Regions from separate parts of the Homo sapiens genome. Here region 1 is linked to region 2. Evidence: read pairs that join two places in POLR2A ChIA-PET (ENCODE). Cell type or tissue: MCF 10A. All regions are shown on one strand. Links, peaks and the distances in the headings refer to the core of each region. The heading gives the core; the rest is flanking DNA. Region 1 has its middle 130 kb from the start of NEBL-AS1. Region 2 has its middle 65 kb from the start of NEBL.

Region 1 (5,389 bases), core at 114-5,113, 82 kb before region 2:
CTTCCTTGAAAATATAACACTATAAGAGACCATGGTCTAAAATCATATATATACTTGTTTTTTTCCCCATCCAAAATGGATGTCTTCCCCATTAGTTATTAAAACAAAGTAACAAATGATAAAAATATTGAGGTTAGGGGCCGGGCGCGGTGGCTCATGCCTGTAATCCCAGCACTCTGGGAGGCTGAGGCAGGCGGATCACCAGGTCAGGAGATCCAGACGATCCTGGCTAACATGGTGAAACCCCATCTCTACTAACAATATAAAAAAAATTAGTCGGGCGTGGTGGCAGGCCCCTGTAGTCCCAGCTACTTGGGAGGCTGAGGCAGGAGAATGGCGTGAACCCGGTAGGCGGAGCTTGCAGTGAGCCGAGATCGCACCACTGCACTCCAGCCTGGGCGACAGAGTCACACTCCGTCTCAAAAACAAAACAAAAACAAAAGTATTGAGGTTAGGTTTATAACCTGCCGCTAAAGAATCCAAATTTTTTAAAGCAGAAAACAAATGAAAAGTCATATGTCTGCCTTTATTTGTTAATTATTTTTTAGAATAGAGAAGCAAAAGTTATGTATGTTTATGGTGTCTAGCATGATGTTTTGATACATGTGTACACTATGTAATGGCTAAATCAAGCTATTTAACATATGTATTACCTCGTATAACACTACAAAATCTATTTTCCTAGCAATTTTCAAGTATAAAATACATTGTTATTAACTGTAGTCATCATGATGTACAGTATGTCTCCAGAACTGACTAATCCTAACTGAAGTTTTGTACCCATCAACCAACATCTCCCTATTCCTCTCATCTCCCAGCCTCTGGTAATCACCATTTTCTGCTTTGTTTCTATGAGTTCAACTTTTTTAGATTTCATGGATGAGTGAGATCATGTGGTATTTATCTTTCTGTGCCTGGCTTATTTCACTTAATGCCCTCCAGGTTTTATCCATGTTGTCACAAATGACGGGATTTTCTTCTTTTTAAAGGCTAAGTAGTATTCCAGTGCACACACGTGTGTGTGTGTGTGTGTACCACATTTTTTTATCCATTCATCTGCCGACGGGCACTTAGATTCATTCCGTGTCTTATCTATTGTGAATAGTGCTGTGATAAACATGCGATTGCAGGTATCTTTTTGACATACTGTTTTCAGTTCCTTTGGATATACTGTATACCCAGTAGTGGGATTGCTGGATTACATAGTAATTCTATTTTACATTTTTTGAGGAAATCTCCATGCTGTTTTCCATAATGGCTATACTAATTTACATTTTCATCAACAATGTACAAGGGTTTCCTTTTCTCCACATCCTTGCCAACATGTGTTGTCTTTTTGATAACATCCATCCTAACAAGTGTGAGGCGATTTTCCATTGTGGTTTTAATTTGAATTTCCCTGATGATTGGTGATGTTGAGCATTTTTCACACACCTGTTGGCCATTTGTATGTCTTCTTTCGAGAAATGTCTATTCAGGTCCTTTGCCCACTTTTTAATCAGGTTATTTGTTTTCTTACTATTCAGTTTCTTTCTCCCTTTATTTCTTGACCAGAGTAGATTGATTATTTAAGCAATTGAACATTCACAGTGGTTTTTGGTGTATTATGAGTTTTTGAGCACTGGAGTCAATGACATTTATGCATATGCTTTTGGTTTTTAGCAGTTAGTATCGCGAGATTGAGATTGTGACACCTAAAACAAAAGGAACATATTTCTTTAAATGTGTAAATTAAATTTTCCAATGAATTATGGTTTGTTCAATACTTGAATGGTCAGATTTCATCTCTGAGCATACATTTTCTTTTGATTCTATTAATTTACTTTAGTATTTCCTACAATTCAGAAACCATAAAAAAGATTACTCACTTTAAGCAGAGGCACAGAGTCAAAGTCATACAGCAATTTTAAAGATACAGTTTTAATTTTAACAATTTATGGAGGCCCATGAGAATGTGGATGTATTTGAAGAAAAAAGGCTGAATTTTCATTTTAGCAAAATAGTCTATAATTAACGTTCTTCTGAGAATGCCTGTATTTCAAGCCAATTATACTTTTTTTATTTTCACTAGTTTCCAGTGAGCTGTTTGTTGTATCATTCTTTCAGTTAATCAGTCTTTTAGTAATTCATTTATTCATTAAGTATTTTTGTCAATTCTCCTCCTCCCCTAGACAAACATACCGGCAATTAGGGACAATGGGCATGCACACAAATGTCATGATGGATTATCCTGAGTGAGTTGCAGAAGTGCTGATATGAATCTGTGGCTGGGGGATCATGCAGTATTATGGAGAAGAGCTTACGGAGCAGGGGCATTTGAGCAGGGTGATAAAGGGTACATAGATGTTGACCATTTAGCAAGGAAGAAGAACACATTTAAGAAATAGCAAAAGCAAATGGATTTGTTTGGAAATCTCAGTGTGGTGGGAAGAATCTGTGAACAGCCATGTGAATTTATTTTCTCTTCTTTTAAGCACCCCTCTCCTATTTAAATACTTGGCTACAGCACTGCATGAATCAGCATTTCTCAGGATATGTTCTGAAGTGTACCAGTTGTGTAAGATGTTCCTGGAAAAAGAGGACCAAATCTGAGAAATCTTGCAGTTAGGAGCTTTTTTTTTTTTTTTTTTTTTTTTTTTTTTATTCTTACTCTGTCACCCAGTCACCCAGGCTGGAGTGCGGTGGCACCATCTCAGCTCACTTCAACCTCCGCCTCCCGGGTTCAAGCGATTCTCCTGCCTCAGCCTCCTGAGCTGCTGGGATTACAGGCGCCCACCACCACGCCCAGCTAATTTTTGTATTTTCGGTAGAGATGGGGTTTCACCATGTTGGCCAGGCTGGTCTCGAACTCCTGACCTCAGGTGATCCGCCCGCCTTGGCCTCCAAAATTGTTGGGATTACAGGCGTGAGCCATCGTGCCCTGCCTATGGTGGCTTTTTAACATTCTGTGGAATCTGTGTTCCATGGAGCATTGTTTAGGGAATGTTCCTCTGAAATAATATCCAACATCAGCTTTCTGTAGAAGAAATATCCTACCCTGTTTTTAGACGAATCTGTAGAAAGGAGCTTCAGGTGGCCATATGCACACTGTGGATCTATTTAGAGTTGTAGACTAGGATCTCTCCACTCATTTTATAATTCTCTCTTCTCATCCTGAATTGGCAACTTTTTAAATTTTATAATAGATAATAAAAACAAATACATAAACTTACATATGGTTACATAGTCTGATGCATCTATGTTGAATAAATATAACATGATTATTATTTGATACATCCTAATTATTTGTTGAAAAAATGAATATTTGAGAGACCTCAATTGTTTGGCGTGGCAGATCTGTTGCTGGGGAGTGACAGTTACAACGTGTGCAACTCTCTCACTAGGAAAGGTGATGATATTAAAATATTCCCATCTGCAGTTCTTTTTCAGTACAAAGGAAATCTAGTTTATAAATAAGTTAAAAAGAGAATTCCTTTAATCATGTATGTGTGTCTGTATGCACAAAATTGAGTCACATGCATGCTATTTAGTTAAAGAGAAAATTAAAATTTGAAGAATGATATCTTAAAGTTGTCCCTTTTAAATGAGAAAGTTTAGCATTCAAGGAAAAGAGCTAATTATCCTGTTTATTGTGCATAGAAAGCACACTCGAAGATCTTGGATTTTTGTAAGATTGCAGGCTTTCAAAATTCTGACAGGGCTGCTTCTAAATTCGTCAATGTTGACGGCTGTTTTTTTGTAGGATGACAACTGGTTGGTGTTGCTCCATTTTATTGAAAAAAAGAAAAGTATCAAAAATGGCTCCACCATCTGTTGGATGTGAAGCATTGTACTATGAGATAGTGTGTAATGAGGAAAGGCTGTTGCTGGGATATCGTCTGAGACCCTTTTTAAGATACAAAATGTGCTATATGAGGGAAAAAGGCCTACTTCTGTCAGATTTAAGTCTCTAGAAGAGCTGTATAAGTAGGTTACAGGGAGATATTGGTGGAAGCATTGTCCTTTCTTGTTTGCATACACAGCAGACTTTTCCACCTTCTCTCCTTGATTTCTTGGGCAATGTTATTTTTGAAGAAGAAAAGAAAAGTCTTCCTCAGAGGACTTAATTAAATGGTTCAATGGAGTTAGCTACTTTTACTTTTCATGTGGTTTAATTCTTTAAGTGAAAGCAAAGGCTCTCTGTGAAAGCCATTTGTTTTTGTTAATCAAAATGAATGTGTACTTCTTATCATGTGAAAGAGAAAATTGTTGCATTAAGAGCTTGTGGTCTGCAGGAAGAATCCAGAGGTTTGCTGGTCAATGGTTAAAAACCAGCTCTCTCAGAGAACAAAAAGGCCTGATTTGCAGTGTTTGCGATTTTCTGTGGTGAAAAATACTCCCACCATGGTAAATTTCAAGCCATCAAGCTGGCATTACATGATCTGAAGTTGGAAAGAACAGTGCAAAGGCACATCCTGATGGCATTTTCCCTTACAGATACAAGAGATGTGACTAAGAGCAGAGACCATAATACCACGTAGTAACATAATTAGGAAGTGAAGAGATTTGAACATTTATTACCTTTGCTTATATTACCATTGATTTAACTGTAAGTTGATACAATTTAATTTTTAATAATGGCTGTATTTAGCAACTTACTCATAAAATTCTCAAAAAGTGCACAGTCAGCTCCCATGAGCCAGTGTGAGCCAACTCTAGCCCACTGCTGGTAGACAAGCCTGTGTTAGATTTTTGGATCCAACACTCACTAGCTGTGTACTCTCCAAGACGTACGTTCCTCAGTCCCAAAGTGAGGAAAATGAGAGTATGTACCTCATAAGGTTGTTGGGAGGATTAAATGAGACGTTAAATACAGAGTCCTTGGAGGAGTACCTAGCACCGTACTAAGTGCTCAGTAAATGTAAGTAATTTTTAGCATTAGAGCTTTGGAAGTTGGGCATTCTTAGTCACAGGATGAGATAGGAGGTCGGCACAAGATACAGTCACAAAGACCCTGCTGATAAAACAGGACGTGGTAAAGAAGCCGGACAAAACCCACCAAAACCAAGATGGCAATCAAAGTGACCTCTGGTCATCCTCGCTGCTCATTGTATGCCAATTATAATGCATTAGAATGCTAAAAGACACTCCCACCAGCACCATGACAGTTTACAAATGTATGACAACATCGGGAAATTACTATATATGGTCTAAAGTGGGGAGGAACCCTCAGTTCTGGAAATTGCCCACGCCTTCCCTGGAAAACTCATAAATACTCCACCTCTTGTTTAGCATATAATCAAGAAATAACTATAAGTATACTCAGTCGAGCAGCCCATGCCGCTGCTCTGCCTATGGAGTAGCTATTTTTTTATTTTTATTTTCTTAATAAACTTGCTTTCAATAATAA
Region 2 (5,389 bases), core at 286-5,285:
GACACGGGGGCTGGTTATGTTCATCAGAATTCTTTTGATTGTAAAAGGAAGAGATTAGCTCACGTAACGGGCAAACCTGGTATTTCTGGCTTTTGGAAGAGTTAAATTCAGGTGCTCAGATGGTGATGTCAGGACTCTCTCTCAATCACTCTTTTGCTTGCCTCTGTGTTGACTTCATTATTGGACAGTGGCCACATGGTAGTCAGCAACTCCACTTTTACAGCCAGTTAAACTAGCCAGACCATAGCAAAAGAGCACCCCTGATATGGTTTGGATGTTTGTCCCCCTCAAATCTCATGTTGAAATGTGATCCTGAGCATTGAAGGTATGCACTAATGGGAGGTGTTTGGATCATGGGGGCGGATCCCTCATGAATGGCTTTTTGCCCTCCCCACAACAATGAGTTCACGTGAGAGCTGGTTTAAAGAGCCTGGCACATTCCCCTGCCCTTGCTCCCTGTCTTGCCATGTGACACGCTGGCTCCCCTTCACCTTCCATCATGATTGGAAGCTTCTTGAGGCTCTGACCAGAAGCAGATGCTGGCACCATGCTTCCTGTACAGCTTACAGAACCATAAGCCAAATAAACCTCTTTTCTTTGTAAATTACCCAGTGTCAGGTATTCCTTTATAGCAGCACAAATAAATGACACAACCCCTTTCCCAAGAATTCCTGCCAGAGTCCCAGAGCTGAGGCTTCTGGATGCTTGCTAGATTATGTGGCCCTCCCGAGATCTATCACAGGGTCTTGTGGATGTGGTGTCCTTTTTGGCTGGATGAGGTCATGTGAGGGCAAAGGGGCCACATGAGATTGGAGAGAGACATCCTGCTATTTCCCTCTGTCCTCTGTTCTCTTTTTATATCCACTTGCCTCCTAGAATCAGACTACACATGACTGACAAACCATCTGATACCACATTTAAAATTAGACCTAAGTAAATAGGATGAAAGTGGGTGGGAGTGTGGAAAAGAGAGAGCTGATGAATGGCTCGGAGTTTCCCTATGTGTAGTAAAGAAATACTGGTGGGCTGGTGCTTGAACTGGTGCTGAGAGGGTAAGAGGCTTGGCTGTGTTTCACACCATTCAAAAGAAATAGGAATCCTGCAACACTCTGCAAGCCATTTTTAGAGGTGATTGTACACTTCTCAAAGTTAGTCACACAACCAGCAAGCCAAAGTCAGATGATTCTTTTGTGTCTTGTGAATGTGGAAAGGATTGTTGAACAGTAGTCAGCTCAAAACCTGTGATTCTAGGCTGGGTGTGGTGGTGGCTGATACCTGCAATCCCAGCACTTTGGGAGGCTAAGGTAGGAGGATCACTTGAGGCCAGGAGTTCAAGACCATCCTAGGTAACATAGTGAGAACCCATCACTACCAAAACAAAAAGAAAAAACCAAAAATACCTATGATTCTAGAATTTATTGGTTTTTCTTTTCACCTCTGTCTTTGGAAATTGCTATTAAAAAATACAGACGAGTAACAAAAATAATATGTGATTGTGCCTTCTCTGAGACTGGTGTTAGGAATGCTAGAACTTGTCTCACAGGCATTTCTTCCTATGTCTTCATGCCTGTTGCTATTCCAACCTTGTCATCCTTTTAACTTTTATTATTTTACTACTCTGAGCTCCAGTGCTTACTACCAGCAAAACTAAATAGCTTGCCTGCTTAGTTAGGCATTAAACGCTGAGAATGTGCCAGCATGTGGATCTTTACCCATGCTGGGAGATGGAGGGTGAGAAGGCTAATCTCTCAGCATTTTATGTGGAAGAAAAATATTGCAGTTTATTTGACCTTTTACTTATGGGAATAAAGTAAGGGGTTTAGTGCTTTTACAAATCGAAAGTACAGAGAGAAGAATTAGGTATTCTTAAGCTAAAAGCGATGAGAGTATCTAGATTTCCGTGTGTGTGTGTGTGTGTGTGTGTGTGTGTGTGTGTGTGTGTGTTTTTCTTTCAAGCTTGTCTGGTAAAAGAAAATCTTGTCGTATCCTTGAGGATAATAATGCTTGATAGAATTGGGTATTTAAATACAGACATGATTCAACAGAAACAGCCATTCCATGTTCAACGAAGTGAACTTTTCTACCTTCTGCAGAAGACTACACTACACTAACAATCATATTGAATAGGCAACCCTAAATTAACTTAATTAATTTTAATGATCAATGTAAGTGTTGATTGGAAGCTTGTAATTTTGAATGTAAAATGGGGATTCTATGGATTATCAAAATATGTTTCCAAATTTCTTGATATTTAGGCTTAAAAAAAGAACAAAGTGATGTAACCATCTCAGTCATTAACAAGCCAAATCTTTAACTGGTGTGACAGTTATTGTCATTATGCTAATAACAGGAGATGGGGTTCTGTAAGATGAAGCATTAGCTGTTCCAGTCCTCCGAGGAAACAGTAAAATTCAGCTCCATTGGGTTGTAATTAGAAAAGAAGTATATTTAAATACTGAAAAAAATCTTCGCTACTTCAGCACACAGTATGCCAAGGGCATGTGTGAGCAGCTTTTTAATCTCTAGGTGTGGCCTATTTTATAAATATTTTCATAAGCATTTATGTACTTGCCATTTGGCAATACAGCATTGTGTAATTGTATCCATATGTTGGCCTTCTGAAGTTGAATAAAAACTTCTTGGACAGGGCTAGCTGTCAATTCTTCATCTCCCTCCTCCATAGGGCAGTTTAGGCTCAAAATGAGGCTTTTTCACTGACAGGCGGGCACAGGAGGAGAAGAAGATTTAGCTTTCTTTTTCTACATTTTCTTTCCTTTCACAGTAGTAATGGTATTAATGGTGATAATCATAATAACTATTATGGAGTACTTACTTGTTTCTGTCAGCCAGATTCATGCATCAAGTAGTCTGATCCCATCCCTACAACCTCTTAAATAGCCATTGTTGTTTGTTATTGCCGCTGTACAGATGACACCACTGAGCACAGAGTGGTTAAAGAACTTGCTTAAAGTCACACAAATGGTAAGTGGAGTTTCTGTGACACAAACCAGGTAGCCTGGCTGTTTCCTTCTGGTTCTTAACTGCACCTCCGGCTGAGATCTGTGTTTTTAGCCATTGTTTCCAATTCCAGCAGCTTCGTTGGCCCAGCCTATCCCGAGTGGGATTCGTGATCCCTCTGTTCACTTTTCTTTTCCCCCTTCTTGTTAGGTCAAGTACAAAAGAGATTTTGAAGAAAGCAAAGGGAGGGGCTTCAGCATCGTCACGGACACTCCTGAGCTACAGAGACTGAAGAGGACTCAGGAGCAAATCAGTAATGTAGGTGCCTGTTTATTCAATAGCATGATGGCTCTGATGTGCATTTCTGGATGAGAAAGGGAGGCTGGATGACTTGGAAGTGTTTGTGTTGCTGTGGGGTGCAAGCAGTACTCAGTGCACGCATAGACTATGCCAATTTCATCTGGTAAACCCTGCCCTCTGGTTCCATCACAGTTATCTAGGACCCGGTGCTTAGTTACCTAATAGAAGATCTCCTTATTCCATTTTGAATGGTTCTCAGCTTTCAAATTTTTCCAAAATAGGCCTTTTATAATTAAAATAAGAAACTTGAAAGTTAAGTTTTGACTGTGGATAAGCATATAAAATATACATATAAGGTTAGGAGTCTTAAGATCTCCTATTTGCCGACTAGGTGTCTATAAGATTTCATATTTTGAATTAGATATTTGTTGAAATCAGGTATTACATCTTACTTTTGAAATAAACATTTATATATGTAGTTGCTTTGGACTTGAAGCTGTGCCTTGTTTATTAATATAGTTTCCTCAAAAGAGAAAATGGAGACTAGGAGAAGTTCAAAATGTATTAGGGAGGTATTAATTCAGTACTTATTAAAGGTGGATAAACAGCTCTTCTAAGTTTTGGTAATTCACACCTGTGATTATGTTTCTTCCAAAATATTACATGAAGTGTGTCAGGATGTATTTTTCTTCACAAAAATTAATTCAATGTTAGATATCCAAGAAGAAATATGGATGAAAATTAACAGATGTGTGAGTGACATAAAAGTATGAGCAAACAGGCAACACTCATACCATTTTTCACGAGAACTGTATTTTGTGCGTCACTTATAAAGTCACTAAAATTTGTATATCTAGGTGTTATAACTGATGTAGCCTTAATTTCCAGGACATGTTTAATTAGCAGGTGGTTTTAAACTCACTGATATTTGGTCATCATCATGAGATGTATGTATACATGTATATATGTGTGTGTGTGTATAAAATACATGTGTATATATTATATATGCATTTATATATAAATATGTGTATATATACACACATATACACACATATAAAATTTGCAGATAGAATTATGTATAATTTGAGAAAAATACTTTTTATATGTCTAAAGTTCAAAAACAGAATTATTTCATGTTAAACAATTTATTAGGAAGTGGGAGGATGCAAAGTACACATTGTTTTTTGCTCTTTAAATGGACATTTTATATTAGTAGGGATTTCCTTTGAAGAAAAAGAGTTGAATTTTAAGACTTCATGACATTTGTCTCTTAGTTTTTCTACCCCATCCCAGCAATCCATCAGTCATGAATACTGAAGATCACTGCCTTATTTTTCTTCCTCTTTATTCTTTCCTTAAACCAAAAACCTATTTTTGCTTTTAAGAATGCAAATCAATGATCTATTACACTGGCAGTTACATTTAATAACAGTTCTTTCTTTGGATTATTTTTGGCAAATGTTTATCTAAAAAATAATTCTGCCAAAAACAGTTATATTATACATCTTCAACAATCACTGAATTTTATTTCAAAAAGAACTAAACATTTCTACCTAAGACATCCATGTGACAGCTAACATAAGGATTGAAGCTGATCAAAGGTAAGCCTTTTAATTTTTATTCAAATTTAGTCAATATTCATGTTTAATTAAAAAATACTGATCATTTTACCAACCTTTATCATTAGCAGGAATATACATTTTATTCAATACCAGAGGTGGTTTGCAGATCCATTCTTAATTATGCAAAATACCCTTATCACACAGGTATGTATTAATCTATATTTATCATATATAATATGTTATATAGACAGCAGTATAAAAAGCACCATTTAGATTAAGCCTATTATTTAGACAACTCTGATTTTTAAAAGCATGTAACTTAGACAACATCTTTTTTTAAAAAAAAAACTTTTTGCGATGTCTTAATGTTAGCAGCCGTAGCAGTCTTATAAGTAGTTCTCTTAGCCAATATGAGGCATATTAAATGTTTGGATAGCTGTAAAAAATATAGACTTCATAATATTACCATTAGGGAACAACTCTTAAAGAAGGGAGGCTGTTAAGTGCTCTGAGGTCTGGTGAATTTATTATTCATTTATAAGACTGCAACTTCATGAACTTTTTCCCTT

What was found. ChIA-PET counts read pairs that join two places held together with the same protein. Peaks named below come from ENCODE experiments on the same cell type or tissue, not always from the same donor. Only the 100,000 strongest peaks of a DNase experiment are listed, where the experiment ranks them.
Region 1: POLR2A ChIA-PET joins it to region 2 with 5 read pairs; 3 of 35 experiments call an interaction of 5 or more read pairs at or near these places.

What each region holds. Positions count from the first base shown.
Region 1 is chr10:21,041,651-21,047,039 of GRCh38, reverse strand. It overlaps a transcript of NEBL not described here. Among named protein-coding and RNA genes, the nearest start is that of NEBL-AS1, 130 kb to the left of the region's middle. In MCF 10A, for the core only: no CTCF peak of the experiment used is centred there; a DNase peak (open chromatin) is centred at 2,529.
Region 2 is chr10:20,959,559-20,964,947 of GRCh38, reverse strand. It overlaps a transcript of NEBL not described here. Among named protein-coding and RNA genes, the nearest start is that of NEBL, 65 kb to the right of the region's middle. In MCF 10A, for the core only: no CTCF peak of the experiment used is centred there; a DNase peak (open chromatin) is centred at 2,627.